Linked DNA regions of Homo sapiens: regions 2 and 3 are each linked to region 1. Evidence: read pairs that join two places in POLR2A ChIA-PET (ENCODE). Cell type or tissue: Panc1. All regions are shown on one strand. Region 1 overlaps TSC22D4-C7ORF61 (TSC22D4-C7orf61 readthrough). Region 2 overlaps FBXO24 (F-box protein 24). Region 3 overlaps ZAN (zonadhesin).

The links. ChIA-PET counts read pairs that join two places held together with the same protein. Peaks named below come from ENCODE experiments on the same cell type or tissue, not always from the same donor. Only the 100,000 strongest peaks of a DNase experiment are listed, where the experiment ranks them.
Region 2: POLR2A ChIA-PET joins it to region 1 with 12 read pairs; 28 of 35 experiments call an interaction of 5 or more read pairs at or near these places.
Region 3: POLR2A ChIA-PET joins it to region 1 with 10 read pairs; 4 of 35 experiments call an interaction of 5 or more read pairs at or near these places.

What each region holds. Positions count from the first base shown.
Region 1 is chr7:100,466,092-100,474,091 of GRCh38, forward strand. It overlaps TSC22D4-C7ORF61 (TSC22D4-C7orf61 readthrough), which reads right to left. Exons shown (of 6, transcript NM_001395846.1): 4 at 1,461-1,509. It overlaps TSC22D4 (TSC22 domain family member 4), which reads right to left. Exons shown (of 5, transcript NM_030935.5): 4 at 1,461-1,509; 5 at 428-1,077. The coding sequence ends at 868. Among named protein-coding and RNA genes, the nearest start is that of SPACDR, 5.8 kb to the left of the region's middle. RefSeq lists silencers at 3,241-3,410, 3,451-3,600 and enhancers at 5,608-6,394, 6,395-7,179. In Panc1, CTCF peaks have their summits at 68, 3,329 (motif pointing right) and 3,531; a DNase peak (open chromatin) is centred at 3,320; H3K27ac peaks cover 389 bases.
Region 2 is chr7:100,591,575-100,599,574 of GRCh38, forward strand. FBXO24 (F-box protein 24) reads left to right here. Exons shown (of 10, transcript NM_033506.3): 4 at 93-328; 5 at 1,209-1,443; 6 at 2,809-2,967; 7 at 3,528-3,649; 8 at 4,001-4,132. PCOLCE-AS1 (PCOLCE antisense RNA 1) reads right to left here. Exons shown (of 9, transcript NR_038910.1): 7 at 1,251-1,500. Among named protein-coding and RNA genes, the nearest start is that of PCOLCE, 6.8 kb to the right of the region's middle. In Panc1, no CTCF peak of the experiment used is centred here; no DNase peak of the experiment used is centred here.
Region 3 is chr7:100,753,647-100,761,646 of GRCh38, forward strand. ZAN (zonadhesin) reads left to right here. Exons shown (of 48, transcript NM_003386.3): 15 at 1,580-1,764; 16 at 4,556-4,697; 17 at 4,885-5,004; 18 at 6,075-6,199; 19 at 6,745-6,890. Among named protein-coding and RNA genes, the nearest start is that of ZAN, 24 kb to the left of the region's middle. In Panc1, no CTCF peak of the experiment used is centred here; no DNase peak of the experiment used is centred here.

The sequences.
Region 1 (8,000 bases):
GTGGGAGCCACGGCGGCTGGCCAGGCCTGGCAAGGGCACCGTGTGCCCGGGGAGCCTGGCCCACACCCAGCCCCGAGACAAGGGGCCCATTCAGGGCCCCCCGCCCCGCCCCCAAGCAGCCACCCGGATCCAGCCCGCAGAGGGGACACACTGGGAAGCCAGGGGTGGATCTTGGGCAACCACCAAAGACCTTATTGTTTCCCAGCCCCCCGCCCAGCACGTGGGCAGACGCCCCCCCACCCCCAATCCTCACTTGCCCCTTCCCAGGACCCGAACCGCTGGCTCCCTTCTCCAGCCTCTGTCTCAATTCCTCCGTCTCCCACGCTTTAAACCTCCCCAGTCTGCAAAAGATCTCAGGGGAGCCCTAAATGGCAGGCGCGACCCCTGAGTCTGAACACAAGCAACGAACGAGATGTCAACCTCCAAATTCAAGTTTCTTCAGAGTTTTTAATTATTATTATTATTTTAATAACAACCTGAATCCCAGAACTTCCAGATACTGTCCACACTCCCTCCCCTGGGCAGAGGAGAGGAGGCACCTCAAGGGAACAAGATGGGGGTGGGGTGTCTGCCGGGGAGCCTCCGACTCCCCCAAGCCGTCTACTGCTGGGGGGTCCCAGGAGGGAGGGTGGGGGTTGGTTCCCTCCCAGAGGGGGCTCCCTCTGACGCCCCGTCCTGAAGCCCTCCCTCCTCCATCAAGGCTGGGGATGATGAGGAGATGGGGCAGGGGCCGGGGGACCAGGCCATTACTGAGCCTTGAACTCCCACCCCGGGGACACGGGGACATTAAAGCTGCATAGGAAGAGGGGGCAGGCGGCTGACGCAAGGCCGGGCAGCCCCAAAGGCACATTGTAAGGGAAGGGAGGCTCAGACGGAGGGCCCATTGGGCGCAGGGGGCCCAAGCCGTGGGACCCCCGAGGAGGGCAGCTGAGCCAGCTGCTCCGGGCTGGCCAGGGCGCGCAGCAGCCCATTCTCCTGCTCCAGCGCAGCGTTCCGCTCCGCCAATTCCCGGATCTGCTCCTTCAGCACCTCCACCTCCTCCCGGACCGCAAACATGAGGTGGGACTTCACCAAGTCCTGGGGGCCCCGGGACAGGCACAGCGTCAACGGGGTGGGTGCCTCATCCCCTGCCCAGTGCCTTGAGGGCTGGGGTGGGAGACAGTCCCCAGTGTCCAGAGGATGAGGGACAAAGCAGGGAAGGGACAGGGGAAAAGGACGAGGGACAGAGGCAGAGTCAGGGCTCAAAGACAGAGATGGGGACCAGTAGCCAGACTAGAGGCTGGGCAAAGTCAAGGGTGGAGGTGGTGGCAGGAGGGGGCAGAGGATGCCCAGCAGCCCAGCAGGGAGAGGGACGGAGGAGCTGGGAGTTGGTGTTCCCTGGTAAGGAAGAGGACAGGGCTGGGGCAGAGGGATGGCTTAAGGGGGCCAGGACCTCCTGGGACCAAGATGGCTTCTCTTACCATGGCTTGCTCGATTTTGTTGTCAATGCCAACCAGGCTTCCGGAGCCACTGGAGAGACACAGGAAGGTGAGGGGAGGAGAGGAGAAGCCTTCCCAGGTGCTGGTTTCTTGGACCACAGCCTCCCGCCCACACCCCCCTGTACCTGTGACAGTAGAGAATGAGGGAGAGGAGGGTTTTGTCCATCCCCCTGCGGGTTGAAGGCCGCTGCCCAGGGCCTCCCAGGCCCCGGTGGGGCGGGGGCCCAGATGTCCCTCGGATGGGGGATGCACCCCGGGGAGAGCAAGGGGAAGAGGCACAGCCCCTTTTTCGGGGCAGCCCCGGAGCCATCCCCACCACTCGGGTCTCATAAGACGACACCAGGGACTTGACAGAGACCCCTGGCTGGGCCATGCCCAAGGGGAAAGGGTCCTTAGACACCCCCCCAATGGAGAGGGATGCAGTGAAGGGAATGCCTGGGGGGCTCAGAGCCCCCCGGGCAGAGCAGGGTCTGGCTGGTGCCAGGCAGGCAGAGAGGAGACAGTGCCTCGGGGGTGCTGGCCTGAAAGATATACACCACCCCCCCAAGGGCAAGGCCTGGCTGCTATTGGCTCCTTGGGGACACGGGGACCCCCCCTCCTTTCAGCTCCTCGGTGGGCGGGAATTCCCAGACACGGTCAGTGCCAGTGTCCCCTTCTCACCCTGGCACCAATCCCAGAGTGGAGGGGAGGGGGCCGGCCGAGGAAGTCAGCTGGTGGCTGGGCCAGGGGAGGGGCGTGGGGCAGAAGCCTGGGTCTGAGCGGGGAGTGAAGGGTGTGAAGGGAGAGGAAGGGGCTGGCCTTCGGAGGCCCCTCGCCACCTCCGACCCCATTCTGTCCCCTCCGTCACTCAAGGCCTTGGGAAAGAGGGTGGAGGTGGCTGGGGTAGGGGGCGTTCTGACGTGCTCGTGGTCTTCCATAGATCATGAGCGCTCTCCCACCAAAAAACCCCACAAGGCTCACATCATGGGTGACCCCTGGGATCTGGCCAGAGGGTCCCTGAGTCTCCAGAGAAGACCAAAAATGGGAAAGGTTACCATGGCAACAGAAACTGAGCCCAAAGCCCTAGAAGATGAATACAGCGTAAAGGCCAGGCGTGGTGGCTCACACCTGTAATCCCAGCACTTTGGGAGGCCAAGGTGGGTGTATCACTTGAGGTCAGGAGTTTGAGACCAGCCTGGCCAACATGGAGAAACCCCATCTCTACTGAAAATACAAAAATTAGCCAGGCGTGGTGGAGGGTGCCAGCAATTCCAGCTACTCAGGAGGCTGAGGCAGGAGAATCGCTTGAACCCAGGAGGTGGAGGTTGCAGTGAGCCGAGATCGTGCTACTGCACTCCAGCCTGGACGACAGAGTGAGATCTTGTCTCAAAAAAAAGCCAGGTGTGGTGGCTCACGCTTGTAATCCCAGCACTTTGGGAGGCTGAGGCGAGTGGATCACCTGAGGTCAGAAGTTTGAGACCAGCCTGGCCAACATGGTGAAACCCTGGCTCTACTAAAAGTACAAAAAATTAGCTGGGCATGGTGGGGGGTGCCTGTAATCCTAGCTACTCTGGAGGCTGAGGCAGGAGAATCGCTTGAACCTGGGAGGCGGAGGTTGCAGTGAGCCGAGATCGTGCCACTGAATTCCAGCCTGGACAACAAGAGCAAAACTCTGTCTTAAAAAAAAAAAAAAAAAAATCGCCTATGGGCCTGGGACCTGGGTCTGGGGTCTCAGAGGAAGCGAGGGTTTGAGGAGAGGAAGGGAAGTGAGCTTGGAGAAGGGACACTGGGAAGAGGAGCAACAGGGCTTGGAAGAGGGCTGGGAGTCTGGGGTGACAGGGTCTGGCTGCAGTCTGGGAAGTGGCCACCAGAGGGCGACTCAGGCCTGGCTCAACAGCCCCCAGGGCCGGGCTCCAGGCTGGCTCCACGACGTTGGGCTCCTGGTCCCAGAACCTGGCTCTCCCTCAAGCCCCACTCTCAGGCCCCACCTGCGCAGGCCCTTGTGCTGACCTCATCCTCCAAGGCTCCCTCTCCCACCCCTCAGGCCCCAGGCTCTTGCCCTGAGGCTCCCGACCCACCCTTGCACCCCTGCACTCTGGCGCTGTGGCGGGATCCCCAGTCCTGCCCTCCAGCCCCCAGCTGGGCCCCCCTTGGAGCAGGGGCCTCAAGGCGCTGCAGCCCACATCCCTGGACTCCCTTGTAAGCCCTCCCTCCTGGCTGTCAGCTCAGACTTGCTTTCCTGCAGGGGGATCAGCACTCAATTCAAGGTGACCCCTGGATAAGGTCCTGCAGCCAGGAAGGGAGCACAAGGGAGCTGGGAATTTTCCATTTCTCATCCCAGCTCTGGGTGCAGAAGGCGCTGACAGGTGGAGCAACTAAGGAGGTGACTAGGCCTGAGCGAGCAGGATGGGGTGGGTGGGGGAAGGGCATCTGGGACTCTTGGGGTGGTGGGAGAGGAGAAGTTGAAGGGTGGAGGTGGGTCTGCCAGCAGGAGGGTCAAAGTAATTTTCGAGCTATTTCAATCAGCAACACCTGGGTGGAGATGGAGCCACCACAGAAAGCCCAATACTGCCACCACCCCATTAAACACTCACAGAGACCAAAGGGGTTGGATACACAGGGATAGGAACATGGGCCCTGCTGGGCAGAGACTCAGGGGTAAAGATGTCAAGTAAGGTGTTCATTCTCACCAGAGATAAAGGAATAATACAGCAATAAACGTTTGTTAGCCGACAGGTGACTGTCTTCTGTTTGTCTAGCGCCTGGGAGTTTTTGCTCTTGTTGCCCAGGCTGGAGTGCAATGGCGGGATTTTCCCTCATTGGAACCTCCACCTCTGGGTTCAAGTGATTCTCCTGCCTCAGCCTCCAGAGTAGCTGAGATTACAGGCATGAGCCACCATGCCCAGCTAATTTTTGTATTTTTGCCGGGGAGCCTCCGGCAAAATGGGGTTTCACCATGTTGGCCAGGCTGGTCTTGAACTCCTGACCTCATGATCCACCCACCTCAGCCTCCCATCTCAGTCCTGGGATTACAGGTGTGAGTCACTGTGCCAGGCCTCTATTGGAACATTCTAACACACACTTCAAGGGACCAGGGCTCTGGCAATGCAGGCCCTTCCCTTTAGGACCCCAAAGCGAGGGGTTGTGGGCACTGTGCTAGAATTCTTTGACAGGGTCCGGGGGAGGAAAGTAGGGGCTGCTGAGACAGGATCGACCTCCACCACAAGCCCAAAAGCAAGTTTGTATGGATTAGAAAATGCCCCCTTCTTCGAGATCCTTAATGCCATCTTCTGGAAAACTGTCGTGACTTCAAGCATTGACTGTGATTTCAAATATGAGCGGCACCCCCTGGAGTTAGTTGTGCAGTGTGTGACATGCACAGTGGGAGACTTAGCCCTGCAGGACTCTTGGTCCTGGGGCGGGGACAGCCCTAGAAGCTGGTCTTCCTCTTTGAGGGTCAAATAAAACGGCCTCAACATGAAGATGAGATAAAAAGCAGGACACCTGGGAGAAATGGGGAGCCTGGGATCTTGGGGACAGGGGCCAGCCCTGCACACTCTCCAGTGGGTTCAGGGGATCCCCCAGGGCCTAGGTCTGGGGCCAAGAAAGTGTCATCCAGCTGCCCTGTCTCTATGCTGTCCCGGATCTGTGGTGTCTTTGGGGCGGGGCTGGGGAGGTCGGGGAGGGGGAAGGGGGGCTGGCTCCCTGCCCTGCTTGGGAGAGCTGTACCTGACTGTCCTAGAGAGAAAGGATATTGTAGACCATTGCCGCCACCTCTTTGCCTGGGACACAGGCATCCCAGTAGGACAGTGGAGAAGGTGTGGCTTTGGAGTTGGACCCAGGCTCCAGCTGCAGTCCAGCCACTTAAACTAGCTGGGTGGCCCTTGGGCAAGTTTCTAAAACCCTCCTGGCCGGGTGAGGTGGCTCATGCTTGTAATCCCAGCACTTTGGGAGGTCGAGGTGGGTGGATCACCTGAGGTCAGGAGTTTGAGATCAGCCTGGCCAACATGGTGAAACCCCGTTTCTACTAAAAATACAAAAATTAGCCGGGCATGGTGGCATGCACCTGTAGTCCCAGCTACTGGGGAGGCTGAGCCAGGAGAATCGCTTAAACCTGGGAGGCAGAGGTTGCAGTGAGCCAAGATCGTGCCACTGCATTCCAGCTTGGGAAACAGAGCAAGACTCCATCTAAAAAAGAAAAAAACAAAAACAAAACAAAAAAAAACCTCCTTCTCTGAGTCTCAGATACTTCATCTGGCAAGTGGGAGAATGGAACTGCTTTTTAGGATTAGAAGGGAGAAGGCAGTACCGGACCCAAGGGAGGCACTGGATAAATAAATGTACCTTTTCTTTCCCAAGTCCCTGGGATCCATTCTGTATAATGCCTGGATCCCCCAGGCCGGTCACTGCCCCCACCCCCATTCCTTCCATCCACTTCTTCACACCTTAATTACCTCCTGCCTGCCGGGAGGGGACAAGGATTTCCAGCCCTGGGGCACGTGAGCATTCTAGATTCACCTGCACCCTCTGTTCGCCCATCCCCAGATTCAGGGACTGGTCAGGCGTCCCCAACTCCCTCCCTGTGATCCAGGCACTGAACATCTCAGCCCACCTTCCCTCTTAAGAGAGAGGTCCCAGGCCACTGGCATCCTGTCCTGCCAGCCCTGTGCACACCAGACAGGAGAGGTGGGGCCTACATGTCCCATTCCTAGGGGGCAGGGGGTGGCCCAACCCAAACCCGCTGGCCTGGCAGGGTGGGGCTTGAGGGGCTGGGCTGGGACAGATCCCCAAGAGCCTTGGAGCACAGCAGGGTGAAGTGGAGGCTGGGAACCGGACCGGTCAGATTGGGGTGTGCAGGGAGGGGGTGGGATGGAGGGAGGCAGGGAGGGAGGGTACAGGGGAAAGACGGAGGCCTCAGGAGGTTGAATCCTCTAAGACAGAGACAGCAGGAGGCTGGGCTGTGAACTCAACAGGGGTGGGGGAGGGACGGGGAGTCCTCTTGCCGGGGAACCTCCCAAGTGGGAGAGGGAGAGGGCGGGAAACGCTGAGAATAGCAGTGATGGCGGCAGGTGACTCTCCCAGCCCTGGCCGACCTCACACCTCGCACATTCCTGAGAGTGGGAATGGGGCGTGCAGAAGCCACCCAGTCCTGCCCAGCCCCGCCCAGCCCCACCCAGCACTGGCACTCTTGCCCTCCGTCCCACCAGCTCCTGGCCACCTCCTTTGCCAGGTCCCTATCCTCCCTGAGGCCGCAGGACCCTATCAGTGGTGGGCTTGAGTCCCTGATCCCAGCGAGTGGCCCCTGATCTGGGGAGGACAGGAAGGAGCGACTCCCATCTGGAATTGGTCCCTCAGGCACCCACTCACCCACTCTCGAAGCCCCACCCCCAATTTCCTTCCAAGCAGGAAGTCCCTCCCCTTGAAAACCTCCCACGGGAAGTCCCACTTCTCCCTCCAAAAGAAAAGCGGTGACTCCCCAGCCCTTCTGCCCGGTTCCTATCAGTCCCCGGGGAGAAGCAGGCAGCCTGGCTATCTCTGACTCACGATTCTGGGCCTCCCTTTTCAGCTTGCTGGCTTTCTTAGGAATGGTGACACCTGGCCCTGAAAACCCACCCAACAGAGCACTGTCCCCTAAAGGGAGAACCCCAGAAAGTCGCTCTCTGCAGTGCTGCCCCTGCCCCTTTGCCGTTCCTAGCTCTGATTCTGTTCCTAGCTGGCCCATCTTAGGGACTTGCTTTCTCGGTTCTAGAAATCTTAGGATCCTAAAGTAGACCCTGTGGGCTATCAGGATGTCACGCTCCACAGGTGCTGTTAGGGAGTCCCAGTCCTTTGTTAGGAGAGAAAGAGGGAGATGGAACTGGGAGGAAACTGATTTCCATTCTTTTTCAGTTTTTTTTGTTGTTTTTTTTTTGAGGCGGAGTCTCGCTCTGTCACCCACGCTGGAGTGCAGTGGTGCGATCTCGGCTCACTGCACCCTCTGCCTCCTGGGTTCAAGTGATTCTCCTGCCTCAGCCTCCTGAGTAGCTGGGATTACAGGCACGTACCACCACGCCTGGCTAATTTTTGTATTTTTAGTACAGACAGGGTTTCACCGTGTTGGCAAGGCTGGCCTCGAACTCCTGACCTCAGGTGATCTGCCCGCTTCAGCCTCCTAAAGTGCTGGGATTACAGGCATGAGCCACCATGCCCAGCCTACTTCCTTTATGTATATATATATATATTTTTTTTTTCTTTCTTTCTTTTTCTTTTTAGAGATGAGGTCTCGCTACATTGCCAGGGCTTGGTCTTGAACTCCTGGCCTCAAGCAATTTTCCTGCCTGGGCCTCCCAAAGCACTATGAGTACAGGCGGGAGCCACTGTGCCCCGGCCTGATTTGCTATTCTGTCTAGAGCATGCATTTGCCAGTGGGTTCCTGGGTTGGCCAGATGATCTCTAAATCTGCAAGAGCTCTGGAATCTGACAACAATGACTCCCTTCAGACTCTAAAAAAGTCTGTGACCTGACAGTTCTGAGCCAGGGAGTCCCACCCAGCCCTCTCCACAG
Region 2 (8,000 bases), 130 kb after region 1:
AACCAGCGTGTCTAAGAAATCTACCCAAGCTCCAACTCATCTCCCTCGTGTCATCTCATCCCTTGAACCTTCCATCTCCTTCCTTCCTCCAGACACGAAGGGCCTGTATTTCCAGGCATTTGGAGGCCGCCGCCGATGTCTCAGCAAGAGCGTGGCCCCCTTGCTAGCCCACGGCTACCGCCGCTTCTTGCCCACCAAGGATCACGTCTTCATTCTTGACTACGTGGGGACCCTCTTCTTCCTCAAAAATGCCCTGGTCTCCACCCTCGGCCAGATGCAGTGGAAGCGGGCCTGTCGCTATGTTGTGTTGTGTCGTGGAGCCAAGGATGTGAGTAGCAGAACCCTGGCAGCTGAGAGCCCACCTGTATTAGTCCATTTTCACACTGCTATAAAGACGTACCAGAGGCCGGGTGCAGTGGCTTACACCTGTAATCCTAGCACTTTGGGAGGCTGAGGCAGGCGGATCAGCTGAGACCAGGAGTTCGAGACCAGCCTGGCCAAATGGCGAAACCCGTCTCTACTAAAAATACAAAAATTAGCTGGGTGTGGTGGTGGGTGCCTATAATTCCAGCTACTTGGGAGGCTGAGGCAGGAGAATTGCTTGAACTTGGGAGGCAGAGGCTGCAGTGAGCTGAGATCGCACCCTTGCACTCCAGCCTGGGCAACAAGAGGGAGACTCCGTCTCGAAAAAAAAAGACATACCTGAGACCGGGTAATTTATAAGGCAAAGAGGTTTAATTGACTCATAGTTCCACATGACTGGGGAGGCCTCAGGAAACTTACAATCATGGCAGAAGGGAAAGAGGCACGTCTTACATGGCAGCAGGCGAGAGCACACAAGCAAGAGCAGGGAAAACTGCCTTATAAATCCGTCAGACCTCGTGAGAACCCACTATCACGAAAACAACATGGGGGAAATTGCCCCCGTGAGCCAATCACCTCCCACTGGGTATTACAATTCGAGATGAGATTTGGGTGGGGGCACAGAGCCTAACCATATCACCACCTCTCTTTTGAGGACCCAGGCCCCCATCAGTCTTGAGGTGTCTTTCCTATGACTTCTGCCCTCCCACATAGGAACCTGAAATCAAGGGCTCATTTCCCAACTCTGGACCCAAGCATTTCACTTCCCACCCCAGGATCCAGCTGCCCCAGCCCCATCCCATTTTGAAACTCTAGATCCCAGACGCCCTCATCTTTTCCCCCAGTTTGCCTCGGACCCAAGGTGTGACACAGTTTACCGTAAATACCTCTACGTCTTGGCCACTCGGGAGCCGCAGGAAGTGGTGGGTACCACCAGCAGCCGGGCCTGTGACTGTGTTGAGGTCTATCTGCAGTCTAGTGGGCAGCGGGTCTTCAAGATGACATTCCACCACTCAATGACCTTCAAGCAGATCGTGCTGGTTGGTCAGGAGACCCAGCGGGCTCTACTGCTCCTCACAGGTGTGGCCCAAAGCAATGGCTTTTGCAAACTGTTTCCTGCAGATTCCTCAGACCCTGCTGCAGAGGAGGGGGAGGGAGGCCCCTCAGACTGGGTTCCATATGCCACCTTATCCTAGTCTCCATCTAAACAGCTCTGCCCTTCTCTGTCTCCTAGTCTAGGATTCTGCTTAATATTTTATATGAATAAAAGGCCCTGTCCAGGTGTGGTGGCTCACACCTGTAACCCCAGCACTTTGGGAGGCCGAGGTGAGCAGATCACCTGAGATCTGGAGTTTGAGACCAGCCTGGCCAACATGGCGAAACCCCATCTCTACTAAAAAATACAAAAATTAGGTCGGGTGCGGCGGCTCACACCTGTAATCCCAGTTTTTGGGAGGCCAAGGCGGGTGGATCACGAGGTCAAGAGATCGAGACCAACATGGTGAAACCCTGCCTGACTCTACTAAAAAAAAATACAAAAATTAGCCAAGCGTGGTGGCGCGTGCCTGTAGTCTAAGCTACCTGGGAGGCTGAGGCAGGAGAATCCCTTGAACCCAGGAGGCAGAGGTTGCAGTGAGCCGAGATCACGCCACTGCACTCCAGCCTGGTGACAGAGCGAGACTCCGTCTCAAAAAAAAAAAAAAAAAAAAATTAGCCGGACGTGGTGGCATGGACCTGTAGTCCCAGCTACTTGGGAGCCTGAGGCAGGAGAATCGCTTGAACCCAGGAGGTGGAGGTTTCAGTGAGCCGAGATTATGCCACTGCACTCCAGCCTGGGTGACAGAGTGAGACTCCATCTCCAAAAAAAAAAAAAAAAAAAAAAATCAGATGTCCCCAGCTTCCATGCCAACCACCTCACTATACTCCAAACTGCTCCCTACTTTCCCAATGTCCTTTATACTCAACCACATCCCCAGGCCTGAGACCCTTTAGGCTTTTTCTTAAAATATTTTTTTCTTTTTTGGAGCAAGGTAGAGATGGGGTCTTGCTATGTTGCCCAGGCTGGTCTCGAACTCCCTGCCTCAAGTGATCCTCCTGCCTTGGCCTCCCAAAGTGCTGGGATTACAGGTGTGAGCCACCACACTTGACCACCTCTAAACTTCTGAATGCCAGGCAGGGCCCTCAATCCCCAGACCTCTCACTCAAATCGGATTCTAACAAATCTGCTAGATTTTTCTCTCTGCTCATCTCTCATGCTGAAGTACTTCCCTGATTTATGGTGGGAACTGGAGTCTGGGGGACTTGGGGTCACTCTTCCCTTATTTCTTTCTCAGCCCCACTCTAGGGCAGTAAATGTGTCACCCATATGGCCTAGGGAGTCTCTTGGGATGTTTATGTGGATATTGGAGAATCCCCTCCCCAACTAATTGCTTCCCCTACCCCCAGAGGAAGGAAAGATCTACTCTTTGGTAGTGAATGAGACCCAGCTTGACCAGCCACGCTCCTACACGGTTCAGCTGGCCCTGAGGAAGGTGTCCCACTACCTGCCTCACCTGCGCGTGGCCTGCATGACTTCCAACCAGAGCAGCACCCTCTACGTCACAGGTATGGACCACCTCCCCCCGGCTCAAGCCCGCAGCCTTGGTTAGACCCTCTAAACATCAACACCCTTCACCCTTACTCCAGCTGCATGGTGAACCCCTGAGGGCATCCTAGTGAAAAGATGTGTTTAGGGCCGGCATGGTGACTCATGCCTGTAATCCCATCACTTTGGGAAACCGAGGCAGGTGAATCACCTGAGGTCAGGAGTTCAAGACCAGCCTGGCCAACATGGCGAAACCCCATCTCTACTAAAATACAAAAATTAGCTGGGTGTGATGGCAGGCGCCTGTAATCCCAGCTACACCAGAGGCCGAGACAGGAGAATCACTTGAACCAGGAGGTAGAGGTTGCAGTGAACTGAGATCGTGCCACTTCGCTCCAGCCTGGGTGACCGAGGGAGACTCGGTCTCAAAAGATGTGTTTTCAGTTCCCAGGCATCATAGTTGATGCATTCCTAGTGGGTATGAGACTCCTTGGATCTTGTAGCTTTCATCCCAGGTGGGGCCTTATCCCTAGGAAATGGGTGCCCAAAGCTGCTGAGCTGAGGGCTCCTGACCCCCCAGACCAGGGGGGAGTGTATTTTGAGGTGCATACCCCAGGGGTGTATCGCGATCTCTTTGGGACCCTTCAAGCCTTTGACCCCCTGGACCAGCAGATGCCGCTTGCTCTCTCACTGCCTGCCAAGGTAGGCTCCTGGAGGGACGGGGCAAACCAGAGGGGTGGCGCTGTAGGGATTGGAAGGTCTGAAGTATTATAGGAATCAGATTATTGATCCAGAGGGGCAGGGGATCCCCAGGGAGAGGTATGCCAAAAGAGATCAGCTGGGGGCTCGGTGCGGAGGGAGGCTGAGGAGGGAGTATCGCTTGAGCCCAGGAGCTCTAGACCAGCCTGGGCAACATAGTGAGATCCCATCTCTAAAATATATATATAGAAAGAGATCAGCTGGGGATGGCAGGTTAGTGGCTTGGAGACTCTGGAACTCAGAGTTCCTCTGGAGGGAATGGAATCCCTATCCCCTTTCTATCTTGCACGCTAGATCCTATTCTGTGCTCTTGGCTACAACCACCTTGGCCTGGTGGATGAATTTGGCCGAATCTTCATGCAAGGAAATAACAGATACGGGCAGCTAGGAACAGGGGACAAAATGGACCGAGGGGAACCCACACAGGTGAGACTATTTCCCAGCAACTCTCATCCCAACCCCTTTCCTCCAATTCCCTAACCCCCAGATCTGTCCACTTCTCCAGATTCCACAGAATCCAATTTCTGTTCCTTTGGGAAGTTAAGCCACTCAGTATGTAATGCCAGTGGTACTACCCCATGTCTTACCCAGGGTTGGCACTACGAGGTCCATTCTGTGCAGTGCACACTGTAAATGCAATAGGAATTTAGTGAAGGGGTAGGGTGGGTGACCTGGGCAGGCTAGAGACTTCTAGAAGAGGTAAGATGTGAGCAGGGGCCAGGTGCAGAGCCTCACGCCTGTAATCCCGACACTTTGGGAGGCCGAGGTGGACAGATCACTTGAGGTCAGGAGTTCTAGACCAGCCTGGGCAACATGGTGAAACCCCGTCTCTACCAAAAATATAAAAAATTAGCTGGCTGTGGTGGCACATGCCTGCAATCCCAGCTACTCAGGAGGTTGAGGCAGGAGATTCTCTTGAACCTGGGAGGCTGAGGTTGCAGTGAGCTGAGATCGTGCCACCCTACTCCAGCCTGGGCCACAGAGCGAGACTCCGTCTCAAAGAAAAAGAAAAAAGATGTGAGCAGGGCATCGTGGGTTACATAAGACTTAGGTAGGGATAGAGAAGGCATTCTGTGTGATGAGGAGGGGGATAGGCACGAAACTTGCACATACCTGGGACAGTGACAAGACGGGTCTCACTAAAGCACAGAAGGCATCTTGGGAATCACTGAGGTATGAGGTGGTACAGGTGGGCACAAGCTTAGAGAGGTGTAGATTTGGGGAAGAGTCACTGCAGGTTCTGGAATAGGAGAAGGCAACCCCCAAGAGGTGACTGAGAATGTGTCAGGAGCCTTGTGCAGAGGAGGCCAAGGAGGGGAGCCCGCCAGGAGGCTGTTGAGTGATGACAGCACTTGAGACAAGCGCCTGGTGCTGCAGCGAGAATGGGAAGGAATGGATACAGGAGCTATTTGGGAAGAAAATGAATAGGGCCTCAAAACTGATTAGATGTAGAAGAGAGGGGTATAAGACAGAGGTGGCTCTGGAAGAAAGATATCTCACACCTGTAATCCCAGCACTTTGGGAGACCAAGGTGGGTGGATCACGTGAGCCCAGGAGCATGAGATCAGCCTGGACAACATGGTGAAACCCTGTCTCTAGAAAAAATAAAAAATTAGCCAGGTGTGGTGGTGGGTGCTTTTAGTCCCAGCTACTCGGGAGTCTGAGGCACGAGAATTGCTTGAGCCTGGGAGGCAGAGGTTGCGGTGAGCCGAGATCGTGCCACAACATTCCAGCCTGGGCAACGGAGAGAGACTCTGTCTCAAAACAAAACAAAACAAAAACCACACTCAATTGGAAACGTCTAGCTGGCAATTAGATTCTACCTGGGAACATGGTTGAACAAACAGAAGTAGAGACTGAAAAGCAACTCTGAGAAGTAGGCCCTGTGGTAGACAGGGGATGAAGAGGTGCCTCTAAGACAGGCCGTGCACCCCTCTAACACTGTCCCAGAAGCCACATGAGAAGGAAGTTCCAAATGGGGTGGGTGGTAGGGTTAATTGATGGTGTGACAATGTAAGATACATTTACTACTGACATGGAAAAGATAGTCATGCCATATTTTTAGGTGAAAAAGACTTTTATGAAATGGTTTACATAGTACCATTTATTTTTATTTTTATTTTTATTTTATTTTCAAGATAGAGTCTTGCTCTGTCTCCCAGGCTGGAGTGCAATGGCGCGATCTCGGCTCACTGCAACCTCTGCCTCCCAGGTTCAAGTGATTCTCCTGCCTCAGCCTGCCAAGATGGGATTACAGCGCCCACCACCATGCCCGGCTAATTTTTGTATTTTTAGTAGAGACGGAGTTTTACCATGTTGGCCAGGCTGGTCTCAAACTCCTGACCTCAGGTGATCTGCACACCTTGGCCTCCCAAAGTGCTGGGATTACAGGTGTGAGCCACCGCACCCAGCCTCTTTTTATTTTTATTATTACTTTTTTGAGACATGGTCTCCACTGCTTCCCAAGCTGGAGTGCAGTGACACAATCGTAGCTTGCTGCAGCTTTCAACTCCAGGGCTCAAGAGATCCTCCCGCCTCAACCTCCCAAGCAGCTAGGACTACAGGAATGCGCCACTACGCCCAGATAAGTTTTTGTTTTTTTTGTTTTTTTTGTTTTTTTTTTTTTTAGAGACAGGGTCTTGCTATGTTGCCCAAGCTTATATTGAACTCATGGCTTTAAGCAATCCTCCCACCTCAGACTCCTAAAGTGCTGGGATTACAGGTGTGAGCCACCACACCTGGCCCCATCCCATTTTTTGTTTAAAAATACACAACTTGCCCATCATGGTGGCTGACATCTGTAATCCCAACTACTCAGGAGGCTGAGACAGGAGGATTGCTTGAGGCCAGGAGTTGAAGGCTGCAGTGAGCTGTGATCACCACTGCACTCCAGCCTGGGTGACACTGAGACCCTATCTCTAAAAAATAAAAAATATACAATTTATGTGTATTTGTTTGTTTAGCCAACAGTGAAGAATATCTAGCAAGATGTTAATAGTAGATGGTGGGATTTCCAATGATTTTAAAATTAATTTTTTGCTTGCCAATGTTTCATAATTTTTCTAGAATGACCATAAATTACTTATCAGTGTCTTCAGAATTAAAGCGCTAACAGGCTCAGGAGAATGAGGGGGCAGAAGACGCCCTGGGATTTAGCCACTGAGAGGCCAAGTGCCTCTAGAGAGAGCATGTCAGTAATGTAATAGAGAGAAAAGCGAGATCCCAGGGAGGTGCTGGATAGACTGGCTGTGGGAAGGAACAGTAATGTGGTCAGCCTCAGATTGGTCATGTAACCAACTCTGCTGCTTAAGAGAGAGAGGCAGGAAGCGGCAGGAAGCAAGTAGAAGCTTTTTTTTCAAAAACAGGGTGGCCATTTTGGAAAAGAATTATGTGATAAGTTGAAAATGCTAGGCTAAGCATTTCAACTAGCTCACACCTGTAATCCTAGCACTTTGGGAGGCCAAGGCAGGTGGATTGCCTGAGCCCAGGAGTTCGGGACCAGCCTGGGCAACATGGTGAAACCCCGTCTCTACTAAAATACAAAAGAAATTAGCCAGGTGTGGCGGTGTGCACCCATAGTCCCAGCTACTCGGGAGGCTGAGGAAGGAGAATTGCTTGAACTGGAGAGGCGGAGGTTGCAGTGAACTGAAATCGTGCCACTGCACTTCAGCTTGGGCAACAGAGCGAGACTCCGTCTCTACAAAAAAAAAAAAAATGCTAGAGGCTGAGGTGGGAGGCCCGGAGTTCGAGATCACCATGAGCAACATAGTGAGACACTATCTCTATAGAAAATTTAAAAATTTAAAATTTAAAAATTATAGGCACATGCCGGGTGTGGTGGCACATGCCTGTATTCCCAACTACTCAGGAGGCTGAGGCAGAAGAATGGCTTGAGCCCAGGAGGTCAAGGCTGCAGTGAGCTATGATTGCACCACTGCATTTCAGCCTGGGCAACAGAATGAGACCCCATCTCTAAAAAAAGAAAAGAGAAAATAAAAATGCTAGAGTGGAGGCTGGGCTCAGTGGTTCATGCCTGTAATCCCAGCACTTTGGGAGGCCAAGGCAGGCAGATCACCTGAGGTCAGGAGTTCGAGACCAGCCTGGTCAACATGGCAAAACCCCTTCTCTACTAAAAATACAAAAATTAGATGGGTGTGGTGGCAAGGACCTGTAGTCCTAGCTACTTGGGAGGCTGAGGTGGGAGAATCACTTGAACCCAGGAAGGCAGAGGTTGCAGTGAGCCGAGATCGCACTGCTGCACTCCAGCCTTCCGACTCTGTCTCAAACAAAAAAA
Region 3 (8,000 bases), 290 kb after region 1:
ACCCTGTCTCCACTTTAAAATTAAAAAAAAAAAAAAATTAGCTGGGTGTGGTGGCGCACGCCTGTAGTCCCAGCTACTCGGGAGGCTGAGGTGGGAGGATCACTTGAGCCTAGGAGGCTGAGGCTGTAGTGAGCCATGATTGTGTCACTGCACTTCAGCTTGGGCAACAGAGCAAGACATCGTCCTAAAAAAAAAAAAAAAAAAAAAAAGCAAAAGCAATTCTGTGGGTTTTAGTATATTCCTAAGGTTGTGCAACCATCATCACTTTCTAATCCAAACACTTTCATCACTCCAAAAAGAAATCCTATACCTATTAGCAGCCACTCCCCACTCCGCCTTCCCCCAGCCCCTGGCAACCACACATTTCTTTCCTATATCCATGGATTTGCCAGTTCTGGACAGTTCATACAAATGGAATCATGCAACATGTGAGCCTTTGTGTTTGGCTTCTTTCACTGAGTGTAATGTTTTCCGGGCCATCCATACTGTAGCATGCATCAGGACTTCATTCCTTTAAAAAAAGTATTTCTGGCCAGGCACGGTGGCTCACGCCTGTAATCCCAACACTTTGGGAGGCTGAGGCGGGCAGATCACAAGGTCAGGAGATCGAGACCATCCTGGCTAACACAGTGAAACCCCGTCTCTACTGAAAATACAAAAAAATTAGCTGAGCGTGGTGGTGGGTGCCTGTAGTCCCAGCTACTCCGGAGGCTGAGGCAGGAGAATGGCGTGAACCCGGGAGGCAGAGCTTGCAGTGAGCCGAGATCATGCCACCGCACTCCAGCCTGGGTGATAAAGTGAGACTCCGTCTCAAAAAATTAAAAATAAAAATAAATAAATAAATAAATGGAGTATTTCTTATTTTTTATATTTTTGAGACAGGGTCTCGCTCTGTCACCCAGGCTGGAGTGCAGAGGTGTGATCTCGGCTCACTGCAACCTCTGCCTCTGGGGCTCAAGCAACTATCCTGCCTCAGCCTCCTGAGTAGCTGGGGCCACAGGCCTGCACCACCACGACTGGCTAATTTTTGTATTTTTAGTAGAAACGGGGTTTCACCATGTTGGCCAGGATGGTCTTGACCTCCCAAAGTCTTGGGATTACAGGGGTGTAATCCTGTAATTACGCCTCAGCCTCGGCCTCCCAAAGTCTTGGGATTACAGGGGTGAGCCACTGTGCCCGGCTCTAGGGTTTCGCCCTGTTAGCCAGGCTGTTCTTGAACTCCTGGCCTCAAGTGATCTGTCCGCCTCGGTTTACCAAAGTGCTGGGATTACAGGCGTGAGCCACCGTGCCTAGCCTAAAATTGTTTTATTTTTAAATTTGTTTTGTAGGGATGGGGTCTCACTACGTTGCACAGCCTGGTCTCAAACTCTTGGCCTCAAACAGTCCTCCTGCCTCAGCCTCCCAAAGTGCTGGGATTATAGGTGTGAGCCACCGCACCCAGCCTTCAGGCCTTTTTATGGCTAAATAATATGGTCCTGTTTCCTAGAGAAGAACTTGAGTTTGGGGGTAGAGGAGAGACAGGGAGACTCCCTGAGAAAGCCATGGAATGAAAGCATGACAGAGGCTGTTTTCCCCTTAGAGCGCTGCCCTCCAAATGCCCGCTACGAATCCTGTGCTTGTCCTGCTTCGTGCAAGAGCCCCAGGCCTAGCTGTGGGCCCCTCTGTCGGGAGGGCTGTGTCTGCAACCCTGGCTTTTTGTTTAGTGACAACCACTGCATCCAGGCCTCTTCCTGCAATTGCTTCTACAACAACGACTACTATGAGGTAAGCCCCCCGGGATGCTGGGGTCCCATGAGGGAGATTGATGGCAGAACACCTGGGTTCCAGCTCCATCTGCTCCCCATGTGAAGGCAACAGGGATCACCGGATAGTCCCAAGGGGTCAGCTCAGAAGCAATGGTTACATGATGGCGAAGTTATTCATTCAATCTTTTCTTTTTTTTTGAGACAGGGTCTCGCTTTGTCGCTCAGGCTGGAGAGTAGTGGCATCATAGTGGCTCACTGCAGCCTCCACTTCCCGGGCTCCAGTGATCCTCCCACCTCAGCCTCCCAAGTAGCTGGGACTGCAGGCACATGCCACCATGCCCAGCTAATTTTTGTATTTTTGGTAGAGACAGGGTTTCACCACGTTGCCCAGGCTGGTCTTGAAATCCTGAGTTCAAGCAATCCTCCTGCCTCAGCCTCCCAAAGTGCTGGGATTATAGGCATAAGTCACCGTGTCTGGCTGGGCACATTTCTTTTTTTATTTTATTTTATTTTTTTTGAGGCAGAGTCTAGCTCTGTCACCCAGGCTGGAGTGCAGTGGCACGATCTTAGCTCACTACAACCTCCACCTCCCGGGTTCAAGCAATTCTCTGCCTCAGCCCCGCAAGTAGCTGGGATAACAGGCTCACGCCACCACCCTGGCTAATTTTTGTATTTTTAGTAGAGATAGGGTTTCACCATATATTCTTTACGTCTTTAAATCTTTTATCCATATTTATAAAGTGTACACAGTAAGATTTTCTACCTCATATAAGATTATTGTAAAGATGAAATTAAGTCCTAACACATACAATTACTTAATAAGTGTTAATTATTATCATTAGCAATTTATGATAAATATATGCAACCTATTAATTAAAAGTGCATTAAAGGGCCCAGCGTGGTGACTCACAGCTGTAATCCCAACACTTTAGCAGGCCGAAGTGGAGGGATTGGTTGAGCCCAGGAGTCTGACGCTGCAGTGAGCTATGATTGTGCCACTGCACTCCAGCCTGGGCGACAGAGTGACACCCTGTCTCAAAAAAAAAAAAAGAAAAGTGCATTAAGCTATTCATTAATGTGCAGAGCCTCTTCCCAGCTGCAGGTGTTCTTCCCATTGACATCAGAGCTTCTGCTTGTCCCTTTTGGGACTATTATTTCTTTCCCCTGCCTCCTTTAACCAGTCTCCTGGGTCTCTCTGAGTTGCTGCTGAGATTAGCTTCAGCCACAGCCTGGGCAGAAAGATCTGTCACAACCATTGGCACCAAGAAGCTCTTCCCTCTGCCCTAGGAGGCATGTATTCACTTTTGTTTTTTTTTTTTTGACAAACTATTCACTCACAGTTCTCTATTGATGCAAAAACCATTCTAGCCGTGTTTGTTTGTCTGTTTGTTTTTGAGACAGAGTTTCGCTCTTGTTGCCCACGCTGGAGTGCAATGGTGCCATCTCCGCTCACTGCAACCTCCGCTTCCCAGGTTCAAGCGATTCTCCTGCCTCAGACTCCGGAGTACCTGGGATTACGGGCATGCGCCACCACGCCCAGCTAATTTTGTATTTTTGGTAGAGATGGGGTTTCTTCATGTTAGTAAGGCTGGTCTTGAACTCCCGACCTCAGGCGATCCGCCCGCCTCAGCCTTCCAAAGTGTTGGGATTACAGGCGTGAGCCACCGCGCCTGGCTGTATTCACTTCTAATAGATTCATTTATGCATTCAACAAATGTTTATTTAGTACTTTCTTCAAAGGTGTGTTTTTTTGGTTTGTTTTTTGGGGTTTTTTTTTTGGTAGAGATGGGGTCTGGCTCTGTTGCCCAGGCTGGTCTATGAACTCCTGGGCTCAACCCATCCTCCCACCTCAGCCTCCCAAAGTGCTGGGATTACAGTGGTGAACCACCACACCCAGCCTACTTAGTACTTTCTACTCTGCTGGCACTGGGGTCGCCACGAATAGGCTGTGGTCCTTGCCCTCATAATGCCCTCAGATTCAGAGAGACACATGGGGTCTTGGTTTACTCCTTCATTCAGCAAGTATTTACTGAATGAGAGCACTCATGGGAGGGCTAAGATGTTGGGTAAAGACAGATATTGGCTGGGTGCAGTGGCTCATGCCTGTAATCCTAGCACTTTGGGAGGCCAAGGCGGGCGGATCACCTGAGGTCAGGAGTTCGAGACCAGCCTGGCCAACATGGAGAAACCAAGTCTCTACTAAAAATACAAAAATTAGCCGGGCGTCGTGGCGGGTGCCTGTAATCCCAGCTACTCTGGAGGCTGAGGCAGGAGAATCGCTTGAACGCTGAAGGCGGAGGTTGCAGTGAGCCAAGATCACGCCACTTCACTCCAGCCTGGGTGACAGAGTGAGACTCCGTCTCAAAAAAAAAAAAAAAAACAAAAAAACAGACAGACATAAGGCTGGGTGCAGTGGCTCACGCCTGTAATACCAGCATTTTGGGAGGCCAAGGCAGGAGGGTCACTTGAGCTCAGGAATTCAACACCAGCCTAGGCAACACAGCAAGACTCCATCTCTCCAAAACGTTAAAAAAAAAAAAAAAAAAAAGTCGGGCATGGTGGCATGTGCCTGTAGTCCCAGATACTTGGGAGGTTGAGGCAGGAGGATGGTTTGAGCCCAGGGGGTCAAGGCTGCAGTGAGCCATGATTGCGCCACTGCACTCCAGCTTGGGCAACAGAGCAAGACTCCATCACAAATAAATAAATAAATAAATAAATAAATAAATAAATAAATAAATGAAAAAGAAAGGCAAAGGGAGAAGTACTCTAGGAGCTATATGACTGTGTGACCTCACATCCCTTTCTCCCAGCCTGGGGCAGAGTGGTTCAGCCCCAACTGCACAGAACATTGCCGCTGCTGGCCCGGCAGTCGGGTCGAGTGCCAGATCTCTCAGTGTGGGACACACACCGTGTGCCAGCTTAAGAATGGCCAGTATGGATGCCACCCCTACGGTGAGAGCCCCTCCCCATGCTGTCCCTGCCTGCCAGCCAGTTGGAGTAGACGTGACGCCAGGATCCCAATCCCTCGCTTGAGCAGAGGATTGGGGGCCTGCCACCGGGCAGCGGGTGGGCCAGCATGTGCGGTCCAGCCTGGAGGAGCCACAGAAGCAGCTTCGCCTGTTCTCCTTCCCCCTCCCAGCAGGCACTGCCACCTGCTTGGTCTACGGAGACCCTCATTATGTCACCTTTGACGGGAGGCACTTTGGCTTCATGGGCAAGTGCACTTACATCTTGGCCCAGCCCTGTGGCAACTCAACAGGTAGGCCCTGGAGATGCCACTGCGGCCTGGGGGGAGGGTCTGTGGGCAGCGCTGCTAGGCATGGGGCATGGTGGGTGGCAGGAAGGGGCAGGGCACAGATGGGGGAAGAGGCAAGATAGGAGCAAGTTCTTCTGTAAGGTGAGGGTTGAAGGCCAGGCACAGTGACTCACACTGGTAACCTCAGCACTTTGGGAGGCTGAGGCAGGAGGATCACTTGAATCCAGGAGATTGAGACCAGCCTAGGCAACACAGCAGGACTCTCATCTCCATGAAAAAAAAAATTAAAAATCAGGCCGGGCTCAGTGGCTCACGCCTGTAACCCCAACACTTTGGGAAGCCGAGGTGGGGGGTTCACCTGAGGTCAGGAGTTTGAGACCAGCCTGGTCAACATGGTGAAACCCCGTCTCTACTAAAAATATAAAAAATTAGCCAGGCTTGGTGGCAGGCACCTGTAATCCCAGCTACTTGGGAGGCTGAGGCAGGAGAATTGCTTGAACCTGGGAGGCGGAGGTTGCAGTGAGCCAAGATCGAGCCACTGCACTCCTGCACTCTAGCCTAAGCAGCAAGAGCAAAACTCTGTCTCAGAAAAAAAAAAAAATTAAAAAATCAGCTGGGTATGGTGGGACACACCTATAGTCCCAGCTAGTCGGGAGGATGAGGCAGGAGGATCGCTTGAGCCCAAGAGTTGGAGGCTGCAGTGAGCTATGATCACACCACTGCACTCCAGCCTGGGTAGCAAAGTGAGATCTTGTCTCGAAAAATAAATAAATACACACATAAATGAAGTTAAAAACAAAAAAGCAAAGAAGGCAGTGGTAGTGGTTAGGGAGCACAGACGCCCTGGAGGATGTTCCAGCCACTGAGTGGAGACAGACACGCTGCGGCTGCAGGCTCTTCTGGAAGAGGCAGTCGTGGTCTGCTCCTGTGTGGATCCGGCCTCCCCTACTGGACTTTGGGGCTGGTGTCTCGGTGGCGCTCATCTCTCCCTGCGGCGCCAGGCTCAGGGCACTGCTCGCGGCAGATGTTCAGAAATGAGCCACTGGGCTCTCTTCATTCCTCTCCCTACCCAGACCCATTCTTCAGGGTGACAGCCAAGAATGAGGAGCAGGGACAGGAAGGCGTGTCCTGCCTGAGCAAAGTCTACGTGACCCTGCCCGAGAGCACCGTCACCCTGCTTAAGGGCAGACGCACTCTGGTGAGCCCCATTCCACCCCCACCATCCTTGCAGGGTCTGACTGTGTGTCCTGGCCAACCCTTCCAATCCCTGAACCTTTCCACGGATGGGGTTCAACAAGACAGTGACCTGCAATCCCAGCTCCTTGGGAGGCTAAAGTGGGAGGATTGCTTGAGGCCAGGAGTTTGAAGCCAGCCTGGGCAAGATAGCAAGACCCTGTCTCTTAAAAAATAGAAAAAATTAGCCTGGTGTGGTGGCACTTGCCTGTTGTCCCCTCTACTCCAGAGGCTGAGGTGGGAGGATTGCTGGAGCCTGGGAGGTCGAGGCTGCAGTGAGCTGTGATTGCACCATTGCACTCCAGCCTAGGCAACATAGTAAGACACTGTCTCCTAAAAACAAAAACAAAAACAAAACAGTGGTGAGGAAGCTCCAGTCCACTCCTGGTGGATGAGATTGTTAGGCCGCTGTGGATGGTGTCCTGCCTCCCAGCTATGGAAATGAAAGTCTGCTGGGGTCCTCCTTGACCCCCAGCTCTGTCTGTCTCTTGCCTCTGCCCTGCCTTCCAGGTTGGGGGTCAGCAAGTTACTCTCCCAGCCATACCCTCTAAAGGCGTCTTCCTGGGTGCAAGCGGGCGGTTTGTGGAGCTGCAGACGGAGTTCGGTTTGCGGGTGAGATGGGATGGTGACCAGCAGCTGTATGTTACTGTGTCCAGGTAAGGCAGTGTCCCAGCCAGGCAGCTGCCACTTCTTCCTGCTGCCTCTTCCTGCTGCCTCTTCTTCCTGCTGCCCACCCTGCCCACTCCCCTTCCATCCCTGGCACCACTACTTGATCCTTTATGCATTCACGGATGGGAAGCACCCTGCTTAAGTGGCAGGGATCCCTTTGGACCAGGAGACAGGAGAAAATGGTTTCGGGGCATGTGATAGATAGCAGGATGGATGTACATGCTTTGGGAATGTGCTAGAAGGAGCACTAGTGAGTTCTGGAGGCTTTCTGAAGGGCAGTCACCTGGTCCCATTCTCGAAGGAAGAGTGGCTCCCCAGATGGACAAAACAAGGGAAAGCAAGATTCTTCTTCTTCTTTTTTTTGAGACAGGATCTCTCGCTCTGTTCCCTAGGCTGGAGTGCAGTGGTGCTATCTCGGCTCACTGCAACCTCTGCCTCCCAGGTTCAGCAATTCTCCTGCCTCAGCCTCCCAAGTAGCTGGGATTACAGGCGCACACCACCATGCCCAGCTAATTTTTGTTTTTAGTAGAGATGGGATTTCATCATGTTGCCCAGGCTTGTCTCGAACTCCTGACTTCAGGCGATCCTCCTGCCTCGGCCTCCCAAAGTCTTGGAATTACAGGGGAGCCACTGTGCCCGGCGAAAGAAAGACTTTATAAAAATACTTTATAGAGGCCAGGTGCAGGGGTTCCCGCCTGTAGCCCTGAACTTTGGGAGGCTGAGACGGGAGAATCCCTTGGGGCCAGGAATTCCAGACCAGCCTGGGCAACATAGTGAGACCATATCTCCACAAAAAAATTTAAATATTAGCCAGGCGTAGTGGCCTGCACCTATAATCTCAGCATGCTGGGAGGCCGAAGCAAGAGGATCACTTGAGGCCAGGAGTTCCAGACCAGCCTGGACAACATAGTGAGATCCTGTCTCTTAAAAAAAAATTAGCTTCTCGTGGTGGTACTTGCCTGTAGTCTCAGCTACTCAGGAGGCTGAGGTGGGAGAATCGCTTGAACCCAGGAGTTGGAGGCTGCAGTGAGCCGAGATTGCACCACTGTGCTCCAGCCTGAGCCACAGAGGGTGACCCTATCTCTAAAATAAATAAA